Linked DNA regions of Homo sapiens: all the other regions are linked to region 2. Evidence: chromatin loops called from intact Hi-C (ENCODE). Cell type or tissue: HepG2. All regions are shown on one strand.

The links. A loop is a pair of places that touch in the nucleus more often than their neighbours do. Peaks named below come from ENCODE experiments on the same cell type or tissue, not always from the same donor. Only the 100,000 strongest peaks of a DNase experiment are listed, where the experiment ranks them.
Region 1: it touches region 2 in a loop (2.0-fold over the local background); 2 of 110 quality-filtered maps call a loop at or near these places.
Region 3: a loop joins it to region 2, with 9 times the contacts of the local background. A loop is called at or near these places in 4 of 110 quality-filtered maps.

The regions. Positions count from the first base shown.
Region 1 is chr17:72,146,879-72,154,878 of GRCh38, forward strand. No RefSeq gene overlaps it. Among named protein-coding and RNA genes, the nearest start is that of SOX9, 30 kb to the left of the region's middle. In HepG2, no CTCF peak of the experiment used is centred here; a DNase peak (open chromatin) is centred at 4,833; H3K27me3 peaks cover 563 bases.
Region 2 is chr17:72,336,117-72,344,116 of GRCh38, forward strand. LINC02003 (long intergenic non-protein coding RNA 2003) reads left to right here and starts at 6,695. Exons shown (of 4, transcript NR_135222.1): 1 at 6,695-8,000. In HepG2, no CTCF peak of the experiment used is centred here; DNase peaks (open chromatin) are centred at 3,095, 3,445 and 4,925.
Region 3 is chr17:72,515,971-72,523,970 of GRCh38, forward strand. The region is part of intron 1 of LINC00673 (long intergenic non-protein coding RNA 673); the gene reads right to left. Among named protein-coding and RNA genes, the nearest start is that of LINC00673, 73 kb to the right of the region's middle. RefSeq lists an enhancer at 927-1,435. In HepG2, no CTCF peak of the experiment used is centred here; DNase peaks (open chromatin) are centred at 1,031 and 3,171; H3K4me3 peaks cover 866 bases.

The sequences.
Region 1 (8,000 bases), 190 kb before region 2:
GAAGAAGAAGGAGAAGGAGAAGGAGAAGGAGAAGGAGAAGGAGAAGAAGAAGAAGAAGAAGAAGAAGAAGAAGAAGAAGAAGAAGAAGAAGAAGGAGGAGGAGGAGGAGGAGGAGGAGGAGGAGGAGGAGAAGGAGAAGAAGAAGAAGAAGAAGGAAAAGGAGGAGGAGGAGAAGAAGAAGAAGGAGGAAGAGGAGGAGGGGAAGAAGAAGAAGAAGAAGAAGAAGAAGAAGAAGAAGAAGGAGGAGGAGGAGGAGGAGGAGGAGAAGAAGCAGAAGCAGAAGCAGAAGAAGAAGAAGAAGAAGAAGAAGAAGAAGGAGGAGGAGGAGGAGGGAAGGAAGGAAGGAAAAGGAAGAAGGAAGGAAGAAGGAAGAAGGAGGAGAAGAAGAAGAAGGAGGACAAGGAGGAGAAGAAAGAGGAGAAAATAAAATAAGCCACACTGAAATTTCCTGATTAAAAAGAAATTTTTAACCATCTAAAAACTGGAAACCCCCATGAGGTTGCTACAGTTTCTCTCCCTTTGTCTGGAAATGACAATATGAGCAGTGAGATCTAACAAAGTTCTCTGAAAAATACAGAAAAAAATTGTCAAGTCCTGAAATGCCCGCAGAATGCAGTCTAGGCCTTGAGCCTTCTGTGAGGGAAAGTAATTGCGGTTTTTCCCATTACTTCTACACCAACCTAATATATAGCTCCACATAATAACGTTTTACCTGGGGTTACTATTCTAGGCATTGAATAAATCAATTAAGAAAGGCTTTTCCCAAAATGGAGCCTGCGCGATGTTTGAATTTTGCTATCTCCTGCTTCACACTCTTGATCTTTCTTCGCGGTGGCAGCTCTGGTAACCCCCTTTCCTGCTGCCCACAGCCAGCTGTGTAGGAACGAGAGGGACATGCTGCATGAAAAGGAGTCTGATTGCTGAGGAGCAGGGTCTGGGGAAACTAAGAGCAAACCACCTATACAGCCTGGAGGTAATGAGACCTGGGTTGTCCTTCTGTCTGCAAATTGGAATCAAAGTGATTATTTTTACTGTACCGTTGTTCTGCTAGATTTTAGCTGAAGCTTTATCAAAGCCTGGTTCATTTAAAACAGTGTTTCTAGGGGAAAAAAAATACATTCCAAATTCCAAACAACAAGGTTGCAAATGAAGGTGTGGGAAAGAGTCTCTTTTTAAAGTGGAGATGCCACATGTCTTTGTTAATTAACCAGAAGATTGGAGTCAGTATTCCTCGCTGCTTTCTCAATACCTTCAGTTCTTACTGAACTTGTCATTAACCCAAACATCCTGCTTTATTCCCATCAAAACTGTTTCCACGTTTGTTGTTCTTCGTCATCATGATCTTTGTGCAATGGATTTTTGAAACTAAAAATCTCAGGACTTCACTTTTGACCCCATTGAATTTCATTTGGCTTGTTTTGATGCCTGGCTACCAGACTCTTCAGATCATTTTTAATTCTTATTGGTAATACTATCAATATTGGTTATCCTGTATAACTGTTGATCATCAACACATTTCAGAAGCATTTCTTTTATGACTTCATCTAATTTTTTTTAAATTAAAGTGCTAAGTAGGACCATGGTAAAGTAGAACTCAAATGATCTTCCCCTGAAGATGTTCCCTCACATTAACACCCTTCTATTAATAGCATTGAACAGTCAAAAAAGGTTTGTAAGATATGGCAGCCATCCTAAGCACAAGGGTAAAGAAGCTTGATATCTGCCTCAAATCCCTCCACCCTGTCATGGGTACCAACCAGGTGTTATCGAAAAGGGGTCCCAATCCAGACACCAAGAGAGGGTTCTTGGATCTTGCACAAGAAAGAATTCAGGGTGAGTCCACAGAGTAAAGTGAAAGCAAGTTTATTATGAAAGTAAAAGAATAAAAGAATAGCTATTCCATAGACAGAGCAGCCCTGAAGGCCGATGGTTGGCTTTTTTTTTTTTTTTTTTTTTTTTTTTTTTTTTTTTTTTTGAGATGAAGTCTAGCTCTATCGCCCAGGCTGGAGTGCAGTGGTGCGATCTCGGCTCACTGCAACCTCCACCTCCCGGGTTCAAGCGATTCTCCTCCCTCAGCCTCCTGAGTAGCTGGGATTACAGGTGTGCACCACCATGCCCAGTTGATTTTTGTATTTTTAGTAGAGACGGGGTTTCACCATGTTGGCCAGGCTGGTCTCAAACTCCTGACCTCGTGATCTACCCGCCTCAGCCTCCCAAAGTGCTGGGATTACAAGCGTGAGCCACTGCACCCAGCTGCCCATTTTTATGGTTATTTCTTGATGATATGCTAAATGAGAGGTGGATTATCCATGCCTCTCCTTTTTAGACCATACAGGGTAACTTCCTGACGTTGCCATGGCATTTGTAAACTGTCATGGTGGTGGCGGGCGTGTAGCAGTGAGGATGACCAGAGGTCACTCTCCTCACCGTCTTGATTTTGGTGGGTTTTGCCAGCTTCTTTACTGCAACCTGTTTTAACAGCAAGATCTTTATGACCTGTGTCTTGTGCTGACCTCCTATCTCATCGTGTGACTTAGAATGGCTAACTGCCTCAGAAGCAGCCCAGTAGATTTCAGCCTTATTTTACCCAGCTCCCATTCAAGATGGAGTTGCTCTGATTCAAACGCCTCTGACACAGGTATCACGCTAGAGCTTTATGAGTTAATACCAGACTGTTGATTGGTCCTCATCACACCCTCAAATCAAGGCCTTATAAAAAGAAAATTTAGAATTATCACCTGTTTTAATTACATTTAGTGAAAATATCTATTTTGAGATATTAAATGATAATATAGAAATATTTATATTTCTCAAACATGAGCTTTAAAAAAAAAGTGTGAGAACTGCTGCTGAAGTGCCCAAGTCTCACCCTTCAAGCCTCTGGGTAGGTCAGCAGCCCCATTAATGAGATGTCTTTATCTCTCCTCCTCAGTGACACCGTGAGGCAAAGCTAAGCAAGTCAAAATCACTTAAGAGGCAGTTATTTCATCTCTGACAATCAAATCTTGTTCTGGACAAAAGAGAACACTTTATACCATGAGGCATTTTATAGATAAGCTGCTGAGAACTCCCAGCACCCACAGTACAATCAGGTTCATCAGCTGACCTTTTATCTTCCCGTGTGACAAAGCAGGGACAGACCCTTCCCAAGGACACAATGTGATCATGAGCGGTCCAGTCCCACGAAGCCTGGTCTTCACTTCTTTTGCCACCAGCAGGGTGGTTGTATGGGGGGGTGGGGGGTGGGGGCAGGGGGAACAGGGATAGAGGCATGTAGGGCTTTGGGGGATTAGTCAGAGCCATCAGTCACCTAACACTTGAAGAGATCTTCTAAAGGAACAAGAGACAACGGAGTGGAAGGAGAACTATCTAGAGAAGAAAGGAAGATGGTAATAGCTAACATTCCTTGAGTATCTACAACATGCCAGGTATGTTCTAGGCACTTCGCATGCCTTGTCTCAACCAAACAACAGCCTGATGGGGAAAAGGCACTAATATCTCAATTTTACCTGTGGAGAAACTAGGGCAACAAAAAGTTAAGTCAAAAAGTCAGTATCAGATAGTTGGTAAACAGCAGAGATGGGATTTGAACCCAGATAATCTGGATCCAGACTCTGCCCTTGAATTCTCCGGCCTCCCCAAGTGTGGTGGTGTTGGAAGTGAGATAGAGCAGCCCCACTGTGCCAAGTTTTAAGTCTTTCTTCAAGGGCGTGCAATGGAAACACTACAAGAGAACGGCTTGCACCGAACACATTTTCAAAGTCCTTGAATAAAGGCTGTCTCTGCCCTTTTTCCTGGGCCCTACTCTCACCCTAAACCTCGGTATCTTCTGCCCCACCTGCTCCCACACGGTGGCTTCTCCCCCAACATCTCCAATGACAACTAGGTTGGCAATATTTGGGATCCATTTGTTTTCGATTATACTACACGCACTCACACCTCCTCCTTGGTCATTTCGTAAGAGGTCTGGAGAGGTTTTGGAAAGCATTCATTCCTTCCACCTCATAGAACCTTCTCCTTCCCATTAAGAGTGGCCACCCCAAGGGTATATTCCACTAGGAGAGGGGCTGGGGCTTCCACTGTGAGAAGGAGGAGGGGGAGAAGAGGGAAAAGAGGGAAGAAAAATGGAAAAGGAGGAGGGGAGGAGGGGAGAACAGAGAGGAGGGGAGGAGGAGAGGTCGGGAGAGGAGGAAGGGGGAGGGGAGGTGGGGAAGGGGAGGAGGAAGAGGTTGTCTCCTCAAAGGAAGAGGCTTTTCCCATGGAAATGCACTGTGGCTGGTGCCCATTAGCATCCCTATGCATAATAAGGGTTCAGCCTATTGTCATGCAAATTAATTCAGATGACAACACTCTCTCCTCGACAACACTGCCCCAGCACAAGGAAGTTTCTCACACTGTCTCAGCCAATACTAACCGGCCTCTACGCCATCTTTCATAATTATTTTTCTCCCCTTCACTCCTGCAAGGTTTGTTCTCAGCTACATCCCCCTTCACTTCCCAGCTGCTGTTGGCTCCTTTTCATCCCGGAACAGTCAACATCATCGCCATAAACAAAATACAATGTTTTTTAAAAATGAATCAAAACCAGGGGAAAAGTTACATTTCAGATCAATGCTGAAAACGAAGAGTTTGACTAAACAGAGAAACCAAGTAATTTCCAGGCTTCCACGGAGCAGCGACTCCTCTGTTCCCTTTTCCCATTGTGGAAAGATTCCAAGCAGCATCTCTTCTCTCCGGCAAGCAGCATTCTCCTGTGGGTCACTCGGGCCCTGATAAGACAGATCCTCTGTGTTTGACTATAAAGCAGTGACTCATCCTTGCCATTGTTTGTCCTGCCGACCTCTTAGTCCTGGCCACTGACCAAGTATTCCTGCTTATCCACATCAGCAGGCTTAAGTTCAGCCACCAGGCCACTGCCACCGGCTGAGGCCAGTTTTTACCCTGAAGCGAGTCCTCTGTCAACTCTAACCCAAGAGCCAAGAGAAAGAGCAAACAAGGGTGGCTTCAGACCAAGCCAGAAGGAGGTGACGGCAGAGCTACAGCTCATTCGTGCTGTAGGCGCAGCCTCTAAACCCTCTTTTCACCTCTCCACCCCATGGATATCCAGATACTTTGTCCCTAACCCTTTACTGGCCTGAGCATCTGATCCCTGCAGCCTAAAGTTAAGAGCTGGCACTCGCTCTCACTTCTGTAACTATGCCTTCTTGTTCTGTACACAGCACACTAGACTAGTTTAAAGCACAGTTCCAGGTTCTGAAGATCGAGTTCAAATCCTGATTGTCTATTTTCTAGCTGCACAATCTTAGACAAGTTACTTACACTGTGTGCTTCAGTTTACTCATCTATAAAAAGGAGGTAACAATTGTTACACACCTCCCAAGGCTGTTATGATGATTAAACACATAATACATTGAAAGTGCTGAAAACGATGTCTGGTATGCTGTAAGCATTTTAAATAAAATGTTAGCAAGGGTTATTAATTAATTTTCCCAGACTTCACCTTTTTTTTTGGTTTATCTGACTTACTCCCCTTTCTAATTGAGCCAAGTTCACTCCTCTACTTATTGCTTCCAACCCTACTCCAGGCAGCCCCGTTCTGGTTTCTTTTGCTGTCCAAAATGTTTTGCAACAATAAAATGCATAATATCATGCAGCATTGCTAACACAGAAAGAATGTGACCCAGAGCCTACCCTTGTCCCAAACACCAAACTGGTCCCTGACAGTCCTGACATTTCTACCACACATTTGAGTAGATGAGGTAAGGAAAGACAGGGGCAGAGAAGGACACAGTAGAAATAAACTGCAGCTTACACATTATCTGAACAACAGAAAGGCTTTGTAGCCAGACAAATTATATGCAAATTATATGCAAATCTGAATGTAAATACTTTAGGCCCAGGGAGAAAATCCTTGAGGAGACATTCCCATTCCCTTCACCCTCACTTCCCAAGCTGCATTTTCTTTTCTGATTGGTTAGTCGGGAACTCATTATGAAGATTCCAAGGTGCATATAATTCTCTAAAGAAGTTCATTCTACCTGCTTGTCAGGGGTCAGAGGCTGAAGAGACCTCAGGAAGGCAACATTACTGCAGCTTACACCTCCAACCGAAGGGAGGGCTACGTCCATTCAACTCCAAGCCAAGACAAAGAGGAAACGGCCTGGATGGCTGTGGACTAGCTAAGAGCTAAAGAAAGGACAGACCCCCTCAGGGACCTTGGGCTGGGCTGGACAGGGTTACTTGCCTGGGGAGCTAGGTGGCACGTTTCTTTTCTTTTTTTTTTTTTTTATTATTATTATACTTTAAGTTTTAGGGTACATGTGCACAATGTGCAGGTTTGTTACATATGTATACATGTGCCATGTTGGTGGCACGTTTCTTAATTTTGGTTAGAGGACATGCACTTGCTGAAGCTCACTCTACCAGGATTTGCTCACATTGTTTTAGGTATTTGACCAAATTTGAAAGGACGCATACACTAATTTGCTTGGAGGTGGGAGCAGAAAGTGGAAAAGGGGGGAGAAAAACACAGCTACTTCATTCATTCATTCAACAGAAACTTCCTGGGGCTCTACTGAATGTTGGGCAGCACCCCCAGCCATTACGTAGGAGCTTTCATCTAAGCTTCTCAGAAGCTAAGCATTCCACACTGAGAAAACTCAGTCTCAGAGGGCACACCTTGCTGTAAGTTTAATGCCAGCATAGTTGCTGAAAGAAAATCAGATCTATAACTACATTGCTGTCATGAGTGAGTGGTTATGGTTTACCTCTGCTTTCCTTGACCCTCCCATTGGAAATGTCCCCTGTTCCTTCCCTTCCGGGTGATGATCATGCCTTATATTTCACAGAGAAGATGGAAGCCATCCCCACTAAACCTACAGATGCAGCCCCACTTTAGTCATCTTCTCCTCCTCCTTCCCTGATGCTTCAGGGGAAAACAAGTCCCTTCTGCTATCAAAGACCAATTGCTCCAAATCCTCCCCAGGGACCTGCGGGCTCAGTTAGTCCTCTCTCCGGGGCACCTTCAAACTCCCTTTCACTTCTTGAGCCTTCTTGTCTGCATTCAAACAACAGGTCAATCAATATATTAAGTGGATTACCTGCATCATGCACTTAGATTAATGCTTGTTACATAGCAGGTGTGCCTAAGAGTTTCCTATAATCATTCTATGAAAAGCTGATCAATCTTACTAGTATCGGGAACAGGCATGAAACACCAATGAGATTTCATTTTTTTGTGCAAGAGCAGCACTGTCTGGCAGAACTTTCTGTGATGGCAGAAATGCTCTGTATGATCATTGTTAATATGATCGCCTCTAGGGCAATGTGCAGTTATCAAACATTTGGAATTTGACTGGTATGGCTGGGGAGCTGAATTTTTTTATTTTATTTCATTCTAATCAACTTATATAGCCATACATGCATAGTGCTTACTGTATTAGTTAGGTAACACTGTTCCAAATATCTCGCAAAAACTTTAAAAAAATTGGCATTACCCAGCATGGCAGAGAGTGTGGAAAGACAGGTGCCCCCATACACTAACAGTGGGTGAGTCAATAACTATGGTCCTTTGTAGGGCAACATGGCAATATTTGTCATTTCAAATATGCATTCTTCAAGTTCTCAGAATCTAGACTAAAATAAACTCATATAAGGGCACAAAAACTCATATAAGAGTAAGAAATTTGCAATTTGCACGTGTTTGTTTCCAATTTTTCCCTATTGCAAATTATTCAATAATGTATGCCTTTGCTTATCTGTAAACAGAAGATAATAACAGATAATAGGCTGGGTGTGGTGGCTCACACCTGTAATCCCAGCACTTTGGGAGGCCAAGGCAGGGGATCCCTTGAACCCAGGAGTCCAAGACCAGCCTGAGCAACACAGGGAGACATAGTCTCTACAAAAAATAAAAAAATTAGCCAGGTGTGGTGACATGTACCTGTAGTCCCAGCTACTCAGGAGACTGAGATGGGAGGATTGCTTGAGCCCAGAAGGTT
Region 2 (8,000 bases):
GAAAATTAATTACAGAGAGATTTTCAAGACCTCGGCATCTAATGACCAGCCCCAGCGCCCCCTCTCTCCAGTTCCTCATTGGCCCTGCCCAGCCCTGCCCTCCTTCCCTCCACCCTCCCCTCCCCTCCCTTCCCAGAACCCAGGAACAATACCGCAGGCTAATTAGGCAGGGAAAGAGTTTCTTGGCAAAAGGGGCTGAGTGCTAGGTCACTACCTTGAACAACCCAGAAGAAAAACAAAACAGCATTAAAAGAAAAAGAAAGGGAGGGGGACCTGTTAATCTCAAGTGCATTTCCGCCAAATACTCTCCTTTTCAAGTGTTTTCTTCCTGGTAAACAAAGTTCTGTGGCTGGCTTTGGAGATTTTAGGACGCGGTTGCTTAGTAATATTGGGGAAAACACGAAGTCCCCACCTCAGCCCCATTTTGTGCCTCCTCTCCCTCGGTCACTGCACTGAGGGGTGGTGACACATTCCCACATTGCAAGGGACAGCCCATTTGTGAAGAAGAGCTGAGCTTTCTTTTCTTTTCTTCTTTTCATGTCTCACAGCTTCCCGAAGCCCAGCAAAGAACAGAGATTTCTGCTCCCAAGTTTGGTGAATCTAGACCAGCGCTGTCCAGCAGAACTCGCTGTGATGATGGAACTGTCCCATATCTGTGCTGTCCAATATGGTGGTCACCAGCCACACGGGGCCACTGGGCACTTGAAATATGGTTTGCACAAATGAGCAACTGAGTGTTAAATGTTATTTCATGTTGATTAATGGAAATTGAAATAGCCACAGAGAGCTTGTGGCTTGGAGAGCCACAGCTCCTGTCAAAACCTCTGTGGGCTGAGGGCAACCAAGGGCACAGTAGTAGCATCTGGGTGGCTCGGTGACATTTATGAGGGACAGAGGATGGGATGGTATAAGGAGCACAAACAAAGGTCCTGATTTCACTACAGCCCTATCTTCTCTTTTCTGTGCCCTTGGGCATCACTTAAATTGATCCTCAGTCCCCTCTTCTGTAACGTTAGAGACAATCACAAGAGTGCACTTCACTGTTGTTTTGAGGCAAGGGCAATGGATGCCGAGTCCCCTAGTGACCTCTTCCACCAGAGAATAACAAATACAGGCAGACCTGGTGCTCTGCCTTCCTGCCTACTCTCCAGTCTCATCTCCTGCTCTTCCTTGGCTGGCGTTTTTTGCTCCCAGAATTCCATGCACTTTCAACTTTGGTATCTTTGCCTATGTCATGCCTTCTGCCTGGAATCCCTGCCCTTCTGGTTGCCTTGCCTTGGCCAAGAAAATTCCTGATCAATCTCAAGGGACCTAAAGAATAGGGAATCTTCTGAGCTCTGAGCTAGAAAGCCTGTTTCCCCTCTCCTGTCATCCCATCTTCCTCCTCCTGTCATCCCATCTTCCCCTCTGCAGTCATCCCATCTTCCCCCCTCCTGTCATCCCATCTTCCCCTCTCCTGTCATCCCATCTTCCCCCTTCCTGTCATCCCATCTTCCCCCTCTTCTGTCATCCCATCTTCCCCTCTCTTGTTATACCATGTTCCCCTCTCGTCATCTCTCTTTTTTTCTCTCTTTCTCTCCCCTTCTCTTTCCATTATGGCTGCCACTAGCTGCACATGGCAACTGAGCATTTGAAGTGTCGCTGGTACAACCGAGCACTGAATTTTTAATTCGAGTTTACTTCATTGAAGTTGAAATAGCCACATATGGCAAGCTCTTGCTTGCTCACTTCCTCGCTCTCTTGCACGCACACACACCCCACATGCTGTAGCTGGGCTACACACTCCTCTCCAACCCCATCCCTCTGAACATGTGTGCCCCTGAACTTACCTACAATCTAGTATTGAAGCAACCTCTTAATAAATCTACCATCCCATGAGAAAGCGAGCAATTAGAAAAGACACAGCCTGTGTTCCACTGTTTTGTTTTGTTTTTCATCTATGTCCCAGCATTCAGTACAGCATCCAGTACATAGTAACTTCTCAATGAATATTTCCCATCCATGAAACAGAAATTGTTCATCAGTCTACAGCCTATATCATGGGTCAGCAAACTACGGCCCACAGGCCAAATCCAGCCCACTGCCCACTTTTGCATGGCCCTCTAACTAAAAAGCGTTCTTTTATTTTAAAATGATTATATAAGTACCTCCCTAATAGCCTTAACTTTGCCTCTTGGCCTACAAAGCCTAGGATTTTTTTGCTTCCTGGCCCTTTAAGAAAAAGTTTGCCAATCTCTGGTCTGGATCCCAAGAACAGCTGCTAATAGGGCTTGGTGTAGCCTGTGGTTAGAGAAAGGGATAAATGAGGTCTGGGGAGGGGTGTGGAGAGAAGGGCCCACACCTGGGACAGTCCTAGCAAAGCTGAGCCCACAGGTACCTGGCTAAGTCTGCAAGAGCTGGTCCTCAGGGACACTGCCAGCCAGGGCAGCACAGACAGGCACACCTCGTGCTTCCTCCTCCCTCTTGAGCCATGGCAAATGGAAGATGGGATTTTCTGGATTGTGTTTTGTGGTTTGACTGCGTAAAGTAGCAGTTTCCATTCAAAACAAAGCCCCTAAGCATATTTTTAACAGCAATGGCAAGGTCTTCCAAAGAGACATGCATAGGGGCTTGGAAGCAATCTGGCAGGCAGGAAGCAGTCTGTCCTTCCCTTTCCTGCTAAAACATGAACCGAGGTTTCTAAGAACCAAAGCAAAGATTGCTCCAGGCCCTGACAACACCACATCAAGGTGAGCAACAAGATCCTGAAAGGTTACCCCATCTCTGTCCTATGCTCCTCAATACCCTCTATACCTGGCCTGTGTCTTCCTAATCTCCACCCCAGAAACAAATCGTCAATCATCTCTCCAAACATCACAAGCATCTGGGAATGTCTCCTGCCCCACTCACTTCCCTGCTGGGTTCACCCTTCCAAACAGAGAGGGGCTGAGCACACCCAATGTGCTAAATATTTCCCTGCTGCAGAATCTATTTTGCTGCTGCGGCTGCTGCTTGGCAGCAAAGAGACAGGAAGCTATTTAGATATATTATCTTCCTTTTCAGGAAGTTGAGAGGAACTTTTCTATTGCAGTTCACACAAACATTCCGTCTAATGGTCATTTAGTCATGCCGGCTCATTAGGTCACCAGTGAGGAATGCCCAGGCTGATTAAACATCATTCCAGCTTCTCTACTCGCTGCCCCGGGTCCCGGGGAGAAAACAGAGCTTCCATGGCCTGGTGGTGACCAAGACAAGGAGCCCATCCTGAAAGCCACAGGGGCTCACTGCCAACCTCACAGCCCCTCCCCAGCTCCCACACGGAGCACTTCTTACTTCTAAGGGGGCGCTGATGGCTTTATAAAGAAATGTGTATGGGACTGAGTAGGAAGGTGGGCCCCATGAATACCTCTGGTCAGATAATGCTGTCCTTTAAGGGAGATCAAAGCGGGCCCTTGGCAGAAGGCCCTGAGAATGCTGTTACCAAAAAATGCAAGACAGACCCATGATGAGGTCACAGAGATGAATTGATAGCTAGAACACAAGCTTGTGCAGAATGTAACAACTAACTATGAGTGAGTGGTGGTTATGCACTAGACATATTCCAAGTATTTTATGTGTATTCACTCATTTAAGGCTTGAACAACTCAACGAGGTAGGAATCATGAGGAAATTGGCCCAGAAAGTCAAATACGGTATTTCTGCTTAAGGTTGCACACACAGTGGATCTAGCCTGTGCTCTGCATTAGGACTTTCTGCAGTGATAGACATGTCCCATGGCTATGCTTTCCAGTGGGGTCACCACTGCTACATGTGGCTATTAAGTCCTTGAAAAGTCACTGGTGTAACTGAGGAAGTGAATTTTAAATTTTATTTAACTATATTTAAATTTACGTGGTGCATGTGGCTAGTTGTTACCATATTAGACCCCCTGGATCTAGGTGGTCTGGCTCCAGAATCCACACCCTTAAACCTTGGACTGTCCTGCCTTTTAAATCAACTAAGAGAATCAACTACTTACTGGGAGAATAATTAAACTCTAAAGGTGGAGTTTAGGTAGAGTTTCATCAATATCTTAAAGGACAAGAACATGTAAGAAATTAGACTAGGAAAGAGAGAGAAAAGCTAGCTTAAATTAAATGGTAGGCATTCAGGGCAGGTGTTTGGGAGGGTATATCTATAAAAGGAAGAAGGTAAAATACCAACATGGCTTGTCAAGAGAAGAAGTGGTTTCCTCTTGTCTAACCAATAAATTATATTGAGCTCCTACTACGTGACCTTACTAAGTCTTGCCCTCTAGAGTCATGTGGCCTGGGTGGGAAGCCAGGTATGATCCCCTAAACAATGCCAGGCTGCATGGGCCAGGGCAGATGGCAGGACTAAAGTCTGTTTATTCTGTTGGTATTCCAGTTAGCCGTTCATCTGTAAAGACAGGAGTGATCAAGGAAGTCTTCATGGAAGAGAAGGCATTTAAGCTGGAATTTGAAAGAAATGGCTTGAATTAGAAAAGTGGGACAGTGGAAAGGATGACTGCAATGACATACTTGGAAGGAAACATGAACTGTTCTTGGTGACTCTTAGAGACTGACATACGGAGAGTAATCAAAAATGACTTTACATGTTTTGGCTTGGATAAAAATAGTAGTTCTTGGGGCAAACACAGGAACTTTAGGGGGTGGTAGGAGATAGTTTCAGAAATTATGACTTTGGTTTTGGGCGTGTGGATTCTGAGGTGACGGATTGTGGAAATCTTGGATTAATATCCACTTTTCAGTTTAGATGGGAGGAGGATGGATTAGAAGGCTGCCCGAGATCACCTCCATTCCTGGCACTCAGAGGAGCTGCGTTTACTCTAAAGCAGAGAAATTAGGCCAAGGCAGAATGAAGAGGAGCCACAGGACTCCAGAGAGGTTCACGTCACCACCCCACAGGGGACAAACGCATACCTTGTTTTCTGAGTTGACAGACATCCGGTTACTTCATCTTGGAAGTTACATTCATCTGCCCTTTGGAACATCCTGCCCAATGACCGATTTTTTAAAATAGCTTCTTTTCCCTGATTATATTTGTAATACCTACTCACTGCAAAACATTTGAGAAAGCTCAAAAACAGAAATAAGGAAATGCAATCACAAAGACACACACACACACCCACACACAGAGACATATATGTATATATAGAGAGAGACATGCACGTACACACAGACCCGCACATGTATGTGTATGTTTGTGTATAGTGTATATAGTTTTCATCCATTTTAGCTGGTATTTAAAAATGCACTTTTAGCTGACAAAATCTGTAAGAATAAACAAGAAGATAACAATAGCCAACATTTATTGAGTTGTTAGTATGTTGTAGACATAGGGAAAAAATATACACCAATCTCTGCACACACATTTTAAAACAATCTGTTCCTAAAATGCATCTATTGGCTCTCTCCTTATTACCCAACATTCTTCAACACTCAGGTACGTGCGGGTACCTGTTTAACATCTCTTTTTGCCATGTGCTTATTTTCCTTCTAACTAGAAAGCTGTAGTTTCAGAATCACCTGTAACAGCCTCAGAGGCAGCCTATGAGAGGCCAAGAAGAGACAGAGTTGGGGGTTGACACATCATTAGGGATCCAAAAAAGCAGAATCCCTGCCAGGAGTCCCCGCCAATATTCTAAACCTCAAACCTTGAATTGCTGAATCTAAAGAATGCCCTGGACAAGAAAATCAACATTAAACACACCTAGAGAAATACAATAAATAGACACATATGAACAGTGCAAGCAGAGAGATTGAGTGCCTCTGGAAAGAGACAAGAGTGGGGAAGGCGTGCAAGGAGGTAGGACAGGACCCGGGGGAATTTGTGAGCTGCTGTCTTTAACCTGTCCCAGGGAAATAAGAATTGAAATATTCCCTAGTGAATATGATTGGCATATGCAGTTCATCCACAGATCATGGAAACACACCCAGATACAGACACACACCACATACAACCTCGATGGGCAATGCTTCCCTCCCACCTTGGTCTCCTGGGGATACCAACTAAGAGACTGGTGCTTCATTCTTGGAGACAGCCACAGTCTTTGTTTCTGGAGGTGGGTGGATCCTCATCTGGTTCATTTTTTCAAGAAACTGCCTGCTCCCTGAGAAAAGCTTGCTGGGGAGAGAGTTGTCTCACTGGATACGTCTGCGGAGGGGAAGAGAAGGGATGGCCTTTCCTCCAAAGATAACACAGCAGCCCCTGACCTCCTGCGAGTCTCCCTCCAAAACCTTCCTAATGAGCTGTCTCTGGGAGGGGGTGGATATTTTCCACACTATCTTGGCCTCTCCTTGGGTTTTTTTTTGAATCTTCACTTTTCCATGCCATAAACACCGTTTGCCATGACCTCTCCCTCACTGCCATCTCGGACAGCTTCTCATGCGTGAAACATATTTTTGTTCATTACTTTGTTGTCCACGACCTTCCTTCCCAACCGTCCAGCCCGGGTCTCCCTGCACCCTTCACCCCCACGTCACACATATAATGAATTGCTATTCCTTCAGACAACGGGGTGGAAAACTGTGGTCTCCAAGGCAACGGGGTATCCTGGGGTGGGGTGCTGGGGAGGGGGGCCTTGCCCGGCCAGGAAAGGACTGGAAGTAAAGGGGGGTGGGGAGGCACAAGCCGAGATGATATCATTCCTGAAGCCTGCAAGCAGCCAATCCGCTGGTGAGGATATGATGTCATCTCCCCCGCCCCCGCCCCTCTTAGCCTAGGTAGCCCCACTGAGAATTCTAGACAAGTATTGAACTGAAGTTGTATTACTGTGAGAGAAAGGGGGCGGGGGATGGCGATGGGAGAGAGAAAGAGATCTACGGACCCTCTGGATGGCCGGAGCAGACACTACAGTCTTCACCAGAGGCAGCCCCATAAAAATGTCATCGTCTCGGGCTCTCCCCGCATTACAACACAATGATTTCTTTGGGGAGGAGAAAAAAAAACTAAGATTTATTTTGCAACCACACCTCCGCCTCCCTTGGAAGAGAAATACTGACCAACAACAAGTTGTGAATGAAATGTCTGCAGATCGGCCCCCCTCGCCCAGCCTGAGAACTTTCCAGACGGAAAGGCGCACACGTGCACACAGCACCAGCTGAGCCGATTTGTGCTGCTCTCAGCAGCCACCGGGGATGGAGGAACCGCTCAAGGATCTCCAGAGTGCGAGCCTGGTTCGGGACAAAGTTGCCCAACCTAGTGGTGTGAGCCACGTAAGGAGCTGGGGAGAGGGGAGTCTGTCCCCAAGACAATGACAGCATCTAGGGCTCAGTGCCAGGCTCCCGGGAGAAGCAAACAAGCCATGGCTTTAGGGAGGGGTGCAGGCTCATTAGAGAGCCCACTGAAGTGTTACCACCATGCAGAGAGGAGGGGTGAGAGGGCACGGCTCTCCTCTGCCAGTTTTTTTCTCTTGGGACGGGGAAGCAGTGCTGCTTGGAAAATAGCAAACTCAAACCTTCCCCCCAAATGCCAGAAATGTTCCCGGGAGTCCAGGCCACAAGGACAGTGTGTGCAATGGCTTGGACCAGGCCAGAGCTGTTCTCCCTCCCCTTAAACTATGCATAAAAAGGAGGTTCCCCCACATGCTCCTCCTGGGATCTTTCTGGGGTTATCCCACATGAACCCGCTTAGATTGCCTTTGAGGAAACAGAGAAGTGAAGATCCCCCATCCACTCCCCATTTTGGAAAAGTGGACATCAAGGCCCAGAGAAGGGACAGGACCAGCCCAATGACCAACAGAGTCACCAGTGACTCTGGGGCTATGCCTAGGACTCTGTCTCCAGTCTACTGTTCATTCCCAAGGACAAGCCCACAACACAGTAGCAGCACCTGCAGATGGAAAGCCTTCGATCTCAATGTCACCTGTTTGCCGCTTTCTGCATAAGTAATGTCATTGTTGGAATGAGTTTATGATGGTCTCCATCCCCATTTCTATGAGCTGTGAGCAAGACATCTGCTGCATAGCTCACGTGTGTTCAGGCCTCCCTGGACCAGCA
Region 3 (8,000 bases), 180 kb after region 2:
CTAGCAATTGTCATTCAACTCTCACAATGAAAGGGTAAAAACTCATTTTAATGTGTCTCCCTTGTACCACTTTCTTAGTATGCCTGAATCCATTTCATCTCAAGGACCATACATCAAGCACTGCCTTCTCAGGTACTCAACTCTGCATGCCTAGATGAAGCCACAGCACTCCAAATCTGATTATGGGGATATTTTAGGAAGACAGCCTTGCATTAAAAACTGAAATCCTAGCCAGGCACAGTGGCTCATGCCTGTAAACCCAGCACTTTGGGAGGCCGAGATGGGAGGATCACTTGAGGCCAAGAGGTCAAGACCACCGTGGGCAATACAGTGAGACCTCCGTCTCTACAAAAAATAAAAAATGGAAAAACTAGCTAGGCATGGTAGTACATGCCTGTGGTCTCAGCTACTCGGGAGGTTGAGGCAGGAGGATAGCTTAAGCCTGGGTGATCAAGGCTGCAGTGAGCTCTGATGGCACCACCGTACTCCAGTCTAGATGACAGAGCAAGGCCCTGTCTCAAAAGAAAAAAAAAAAAGAAAAAAGAAATGGAGTCCACTGAACACTAAAAAAAGGATGAATTTTACTGTATGTAAATTATTCCTCAATAAAACTGACTTTAGGAAGAAAATCCACAGGCTCACCCTTCCTAAAGAAAAAAATACACATATAATATCAGGGAGGAAAAAAAAGAAGGAAATTCACACCTTTTTGCTTGACAGAAGTACGGTGCTTGCTTTTTCAATTAAAACTAAAAGGCTACTCCTTTAGGAAACAAAAGTGGGTTCAGCTCCAACAGCCAAGCAAAGCAACGGACTCACCCCACTGGGGATCCCACAGCTGGAAGGTCCCTGACCTACTTCCGCCCAGATCGCCTGAAAGGCCCACGGGGCACCAGCCAAGAGTGGGAAGCAGAGCCGGGCAGCGGGTGCAGGGTGGTGAGCAGAGCACTCCCCCTCTCGCCCCACAGGACACACACAGGCTGAGGGCAAATGATTCCCAGACAGGGACCTGGTGAACAAAGAGGTTACGCAACTCACTAATCACTCAAGACAGCCAAAAACAGAACCTGACATCACGTGCCTGTGACCATCCCCACGGACTGCCTGTGAACTCCCGTAGAAGGTATTCAACAGTTTGTGGAATTACACTGAGCTTGAGTCGGGCTGCAAATAAAAATAAAGTCACTTTTCCCCTAATCCTGTAAGAAACTGGGCACTCAGGGACACGTTAACTCTTTCATGCTCTCTAGAGCCCATTTGAGTCTCAATGGATTCAAGGTTTGGTGGGATGGAAACATGAGTATAGTAAGAATCATCTTAGACTATAAGAAATTCCAAAAATGGCGGGGCAAAAAAAAAAAAAAGGAAAAAAAGAAAAGAAATGGGGAAATTTTGTTACGGTCTTGCATATAACCAAGGTTTTCTCCTTGTCACGGACCAAACCATGATCTGAGTTTGGAGCCTTCTAGAATCCTGAAAACTAGCAAATCCATCTAGTGACAAGATGCACTAAAGCCCTGTGTGGTTTCTAAAAGTTGCTAAAAACTCTAGAATGGCAAACGTTGATAGGGTGGTAGGAGGATGGGGTACTGCACTGATTATCTTTTTAACCTAGATTTCATTAACAATCACCAATTACCGTATACATCCTAAACACCAGGCACTACACAAAGTAACTTAAAGTTATCAGTGCATTCAATCATCATAGTCCTAAAAGATGGGCACGGCCACTTCTATTTGATAGGTGGGAGCACTGAGGATACCTAGCTAGGTGATGGCAGAGCTGAGACTCAAACCCCCAGCTAACCCCAAAACACACACCCCTAATTTTGTCATCCGGCTCTCTGATTAAAAGTGAGAGGCTTTTCTACCCAGTGTGCTGAGCCCAAGTGCCCAAAGATGAACTGTTTCCATGAGTTGTCAGATTTCTGACCCAGAGATGGCAGGACAGAAGCATCTGACTGGATCAGGGAGGTGGCAGAGGCCCAGGGAAGAGGGAGGGCCTGGCGGTTTCAGTGAAAGTCAAAATGACCTCCCCAAATATGCAGCAGAAATTCTCCAGGTACCAGGCCACTGCTGGAGAGATCAGAGGCTCAAGGCTGCCAAGAACAAGGAACTACTGCCAGAAATAAGTTAAGACCTCCCCACAGGTCTCCAGCGGTCACCCACCGTTCCTTAGATCAGTCTCCACCCTCTAAGTAGAAGACAAAAGTGGATCTCCAGAACCTTGAAGCTATTATGCTCTGTGAAAGAAGCCAGACACGAAAGGCCACATATTGTGAGGTTCTGTTTATGTAGAATATTCAGAATAGGCAAATCCATAGAGCCAGAAAGTAGACTAATGTTTGGCAGGGGCTGGAGGGAAGGGAGAATGGAGAAATGACCGCCTAATGAGCGCAGGCTTTCCTTTTGGGGTGGTGTATGCATACGTCCAGACTCTTCAAAATGTGTGTATTAAACAATGTACAATTTATGCATACCAATTTTCATTCAATAAAGATTTTTAAAGGACTTGGAAAAAAGTTCTGAATACAAATAGTGGTGATGGTTGCACAACACTGTAAATGCTTTCATGTCACTGAACCGTATACTTTAAGTTGGTTAAAACGGTAAATGATGTTATATTGTTATATGTATTTTACCACAGTTTTTTTAAGGTGGAATCTCCAAAGAATCCTAGAACTCATTCAGTCCAAGCCTAAAACCGAAACACGGAGTCGGGGCTTAGCCTCTAAGGGCTGTGAGGGTTAGAACTGGATGTTCCCCTAAGACCCTCAAATTCATAAACTCATTGTTTAGAGAGAGGGTGGTGCCGGCAAGCAGGGAAGGAAGAAGGCCTGCGAGACGGTGAGGCCGGACAGAGCACTGGCTCCTTCTGAGGCGACCAGGGGGAGCGAGGTGCAGCCAGGGAGGCAGGGCCCCCGCCCATGCATCCTCCCCCAGACCCCTCGCCTCTTCCCACCTGGCAGACCTCATGCTTCCTTCCTTGGGGCTGGGAGCCCAGTGCCCTTGGTCTGCATCACAGAGTCAACAACAATTTATCTGAACTGAGCAAACAAGGCAGCCATAAGAGGCGGAACTCTGACAATATTTAATGACTCCGGGGGTGGGGAAGCTTTGCAGGAGAAGGAGGGCAGGCGAGGAAAGGAACCAGAGAGGAGGCAGAAAACTCCAGGGGAAATTCCGTCGGGGGGAAGATAAAAGGGGGCTGTAAAGCAATTTTGACAGGTTAACAGACAGGTAATATTCCAACGGTGTTTACTTAACCAGGCTAGCACTCCATGCAGCGCCGATTAAGCTGCAGCACGAGAGCCTCAGCAGCTAAGGGTTTCACAGAAACAAAGATCTAGTCAGAGAAAACCAAATAACAGCCAGTCAGATGCTGGCAGCCCGGCCTGCAGCTCCCCCAGCTCGGAAGCCACACGGAGATGCTTCCTGGAGACCGATCTGGAAAGATAACTTGCAGCGGGTACCTTGCTGGGCCTCCACCTGGGATCACAGGGCCTAGCATCTGACAGCTCCTCGGAAAGGGTGGGGCATGGGCACCAAGCGCAAAGTGTCCCCTCTTCCCTCCCACGTTGAGGCAGACCAGTTCTCCAATCCTCAGTCCTAGGAAGACAGCCTTGCTGGTCCCACCCGCTGGCCCGGGGACTGCTGGCTCAGGATCTTTAGCCAGCAATGAAATTCATGCCAGCTCCCAAACCCCTATCCACCCACCCAGATGCAAACCCAACGTGTTCTGCCATCTCTTAGCTCTCATACACTGGGCAAGTTCCTTAGTCTCTCGGGGCCTCAACTTCCTCATCTGTAAAATGGGGCAGTAAATTTCACAAGCTTCTTTAATTCATACATCACTATTAATTATCTGTTAATGTCATTGATATAAGTATAAATAATGCAGATAGTCCCCAACATACAATTTTCCTACTTTATGATGGCGTGAGAGCAAAACAAATTCAGCCGAAACCACACTTCAAGTACCCATACAACAATTCTGTTTTTCACTTTGAAGATACTAAAAAAAATTCAATAAATCATATAACATATTCAAGATTTTATTATAGGCCGGGAGGTGGTTCATACCTGTAATCCCAGCACTTTGGGAGGCCGAGGCAGGCAGATCGCCTGAGGTCAGGAGTTCGAGACAAGCCTGACCAAAATGGTGAAACCCTGTCTCTGCTAAAAATAAAAAAATAAAAAAATAAAAAAAATTAGCTGGGCATAGTGGCGCATGCCTGTAGTCCCAGCTACTCAGGAAGCTGAGGCAGGAGACTCACTTGAACCCAGAAGACGGAGGTTGCAGTGAGCTGAGATCGTGCCATTGCACTCCAACCTGGATGACAAGAGAGAAACCCCGCCTCAAAAAAAAAAATAAAAGATTTTATTATAAAACAGGCTTTGTGTTACATGATTTGCCCAACTGTAGGCTAAAGTAAGTGTTCTACTAATGTTTAAGGTACATTAGGCTAAGCTATAGTGTTTGGTAAGAGCAGTGTCTTAACTGCATTTTTGACTTACAATATTTTCATCTTATGATGGGTATCAAGACGTGATCCCATTGTTAGTAGAGAAGCATCTGTATTTAATAAATAATTATAAGGAATAAATGAGGGTTTAGCACAGTGTCTGGATGTTAGTATCTACTCAATAAACTTTAGCTTCCTTATGCAACTATCTTTAACACCCACGTGGCCAGATTCAGAATGTGATCTTCTGAATATAGCAGAACAACCTATTGACAGGAAGATGCTTGATTTTTAAAATACGTGAAGGCTATTATATCTCCACCCATGCTCTCATAGAATGAGGAGGAAACGCTGTTGGGACCAGAAGAAGTGTCACGCTGGCTTAGGTCCCAGGAGAAGCACCCGAGACACCCCCAGCTCTCTGAGACCTTGGAGGCCTCACTAAGCAACTTGATATGGTTCCATGTTCCTGTATTTCTCAGAGGACATAAAAGTGTTCAAAGCCCCGGAACCAGCAAGCAAGAGGTGCCAAGATATTGACTTCATTTCCTATAGGGTTCCCTGGCCTCTGTTACAGGACACTATTTTGAGGTTGGATTATATATTTTTAGGTTATTTGGAAAATCATTGTGGCTTTAAATAATAAAATTCTGAGTGACATCTGTCAGCCCTGATTACTGTGAGTCGGCTAAGCTGCATTTTCTTTCGTTTTCATTTTTAAAAGTGCAATGAAGTAAGTGTTACCCAGAAAGGTCTGTGAGAGTCTGCAGGGTTGTGTATTAAACACTCTCTTGAAACTGGTCCCAAAGGCTTGTACCAGGGACCTAGCAACAGGCCTGGGGTGGTACACCCAAGAGCTGAGCTGGCAAACACTGCCAAAAGCAAGAAGTGGGACTGAGGCCCCTGCAAGGAATCACAGGGGCATCTGGTCAACCTCCTTCATTTCACCAGTGGGGTAGCAGAGGCCCAAGGGGGTTGGAGAATTGCCTTGGATGTACAGACAGCCATGGTGAAAGACGACAAGAGGCAGGTCTCCCCACAGCTTCATTCAGGACTCTCTGAGCTACACTATGAGGCCCATCAGGTCTTCTTATTCTATGAGTAGCACATCAATAAGGTTTGTATCCTACTGACCCAGTCCAGAAATCACCTCACGAAAGGGTTCCTCTACATAAATCTCTGCCCTTCTTCTTTACTTTCAGGATTCAATCATTGTTCCTACTCAGAAAAGTGCATCTTTTTTTTTCTTTTTAAGAGATGGGGTCTAGGCAGGCACGGTAGCTCGCACCTGTAATCCCAGAACTTTGGGAGGCCAAGGCAGGTGGATCACCTGAGGTCAGGAGTTTGAGACCAGCCTGGCCAACATGGTGAAATGCCATCTCTACTAAAAATACAAAATTAGCCGGGCATGGTGGTGCACGCCTGTAATCCCAGCTACTTGGGAGGCTGAGGCAGCAGAATCACTTGAACCCAGGAGGTGGAAGTTGCAGTGAGCCAAGACTGTGCCACTGCACTCCAGCCTGGGCAGCAAGAGCAAGGCTCTGTCTCAAAAAAAAAGAAAAAGAAAAAAAAAAAAAGAGATGGCGTGTCACTATGTTGCCCAGGCTAGTCTTGAACTCTTGGCTTCAAGCGATCCTCCCACCTTGGCCTCCCAAAGTGCTGGGATTATAGGCATGAGCCACCACACTCAGCCTTGAAAAGTACATCTTTTATGACCACCTGTTGGTTATCCACCATGTGAGTCTCACCTAATACAGGACTGGTGGTTTAGGAAATACCTGTGGCTGTCGCAGTTTTGGTCCTGCAGGGAAAGTGCCATCTACAAAATGAACTTGGAATGTCTAGGTTCAGGCAGTCTCTTCCTCAGAAAGCAGGAACCTCCAGACCAGATCTACCAAAAGCCATTCTCCCTCCCACAATCACCGCCACCATGTCCTGAGTATCAATAGCTTATTGACCCTCTTCATCCAGGAGCAATGAAGTTGTTAAGAATCAAACTCAATGGTTTTTTTTTTCTTTTCCTTTTTTTTTTTTGTGGGTATGATTTTACAGAATCCTCCTTTTTCCCCCAAATAAGTTTGATCAGCATGCATTTCATGTCTGAATTAGGACCTTAATTCAAGGCCCAGCACAGGGAAAGGAGTCAATAAGCAACTGATGAATAGAGGGATGAATTTGGGAGGCAAGCCTTTTCAAAGAAGCTATTCGATGGGTAAATGCCTATAAAATAAGCACATACTTTGTTATGTGGGACAAGAGATGGGGATGGGTTGGGGGTCCCATTCTCACGGATGGAAACCTCATTTTAAAAGTTTTCAGGTTTGGCCGAGCGCAGTGGCTCATGCTTGTAACCCCAGCACTTTGGGAGGCTGAGGTGGGCAGATCACTTTAGTTCAGCCTGGGAAACATGGCAAAACCCTATCTCTCCAGAAAAATACAAAAATTAGCCAGGCCAGTAGTCCCAGCTACTCAGGAGGCTGAGGTAGGAGGATGGCTTGAGCCCAGGAGGCGGAGGTTGCAGTGAGCTGAGATCGCGCCACCGCACTCCAGCCTGGGAAACAGAGTCCGACCTTGCCTCAAAAAAATAAAAACAATAAGCTGGGCACAGTGACTCAGGCTTGTAATCCCAGCACTTTTGGAGGCCGAGACAGGCGGATCACCTGAGGTCAGGAGTTCAAGACCAGCCTGCCCAAACATGGGAAAACCCTGTCTCTACTAAAAACACAAAAAATTAGCCCAGCGTGGTGGTGGGCACCTGCAATCCCAGCTACTCGGGAGGCTGAGGCAGGAGAATCGCTTGAACCCAGGAGGTGGAGGTTGCAGTGAGCCGAGATCGTGCCATTGCACTCCAGCCTGGGTGACAAGAGCAAAACTCCATCTCAAATAGTAATAATAATAATAATGTTAAAGCATTTCCAGGCTTTGAACCATCTTTCCTGACAGAGACCTCTGTGATGTGGTTGTGGAGGTGGGGGCAGGTTCTTCACGTTACCAAGAAGAAAACCAAGGAAATGAGACAATGAGAAGCTATTCCAAGGTCTGCAATGAATGAATAGAAAAGCTGAGATGAGCACTCAATCTGTTTCTCTTATTTGATATTTTCTATTCTCTTAAGATGGTGTTTTAAAGCCTTAAATCTCCCGAAAAATATATCTTACACATCGCACTGAAAGCCTTCAGATGCTAACTTCGGACACAATGAAATCACCCCATGTCCCCTCAGCCTTGCCAAAAGCTGATGTCTAAACCACGTCACCATTCGTGGCCTTAAACCCTGGCTAAACAATCATAATCACATTTCTGGAAATATAGGAATGGTGGCTGCCAAAAGCACTGAAGTATTAGACCACACCTCAAAGCTTTCTGTGCAGTGAACACTAGAAATAAGGAACTTCACAAGATTACCTGCCTAAAGAATCCACCCTCACAATTCCCCATCTAAAATACAAACTACACCTGGAAGTCCCCAGACAAGACAACAAGTCCCTGGTCAGGAATATAGGAGGTGCCCAATACATGGGAAATACAGAAGAC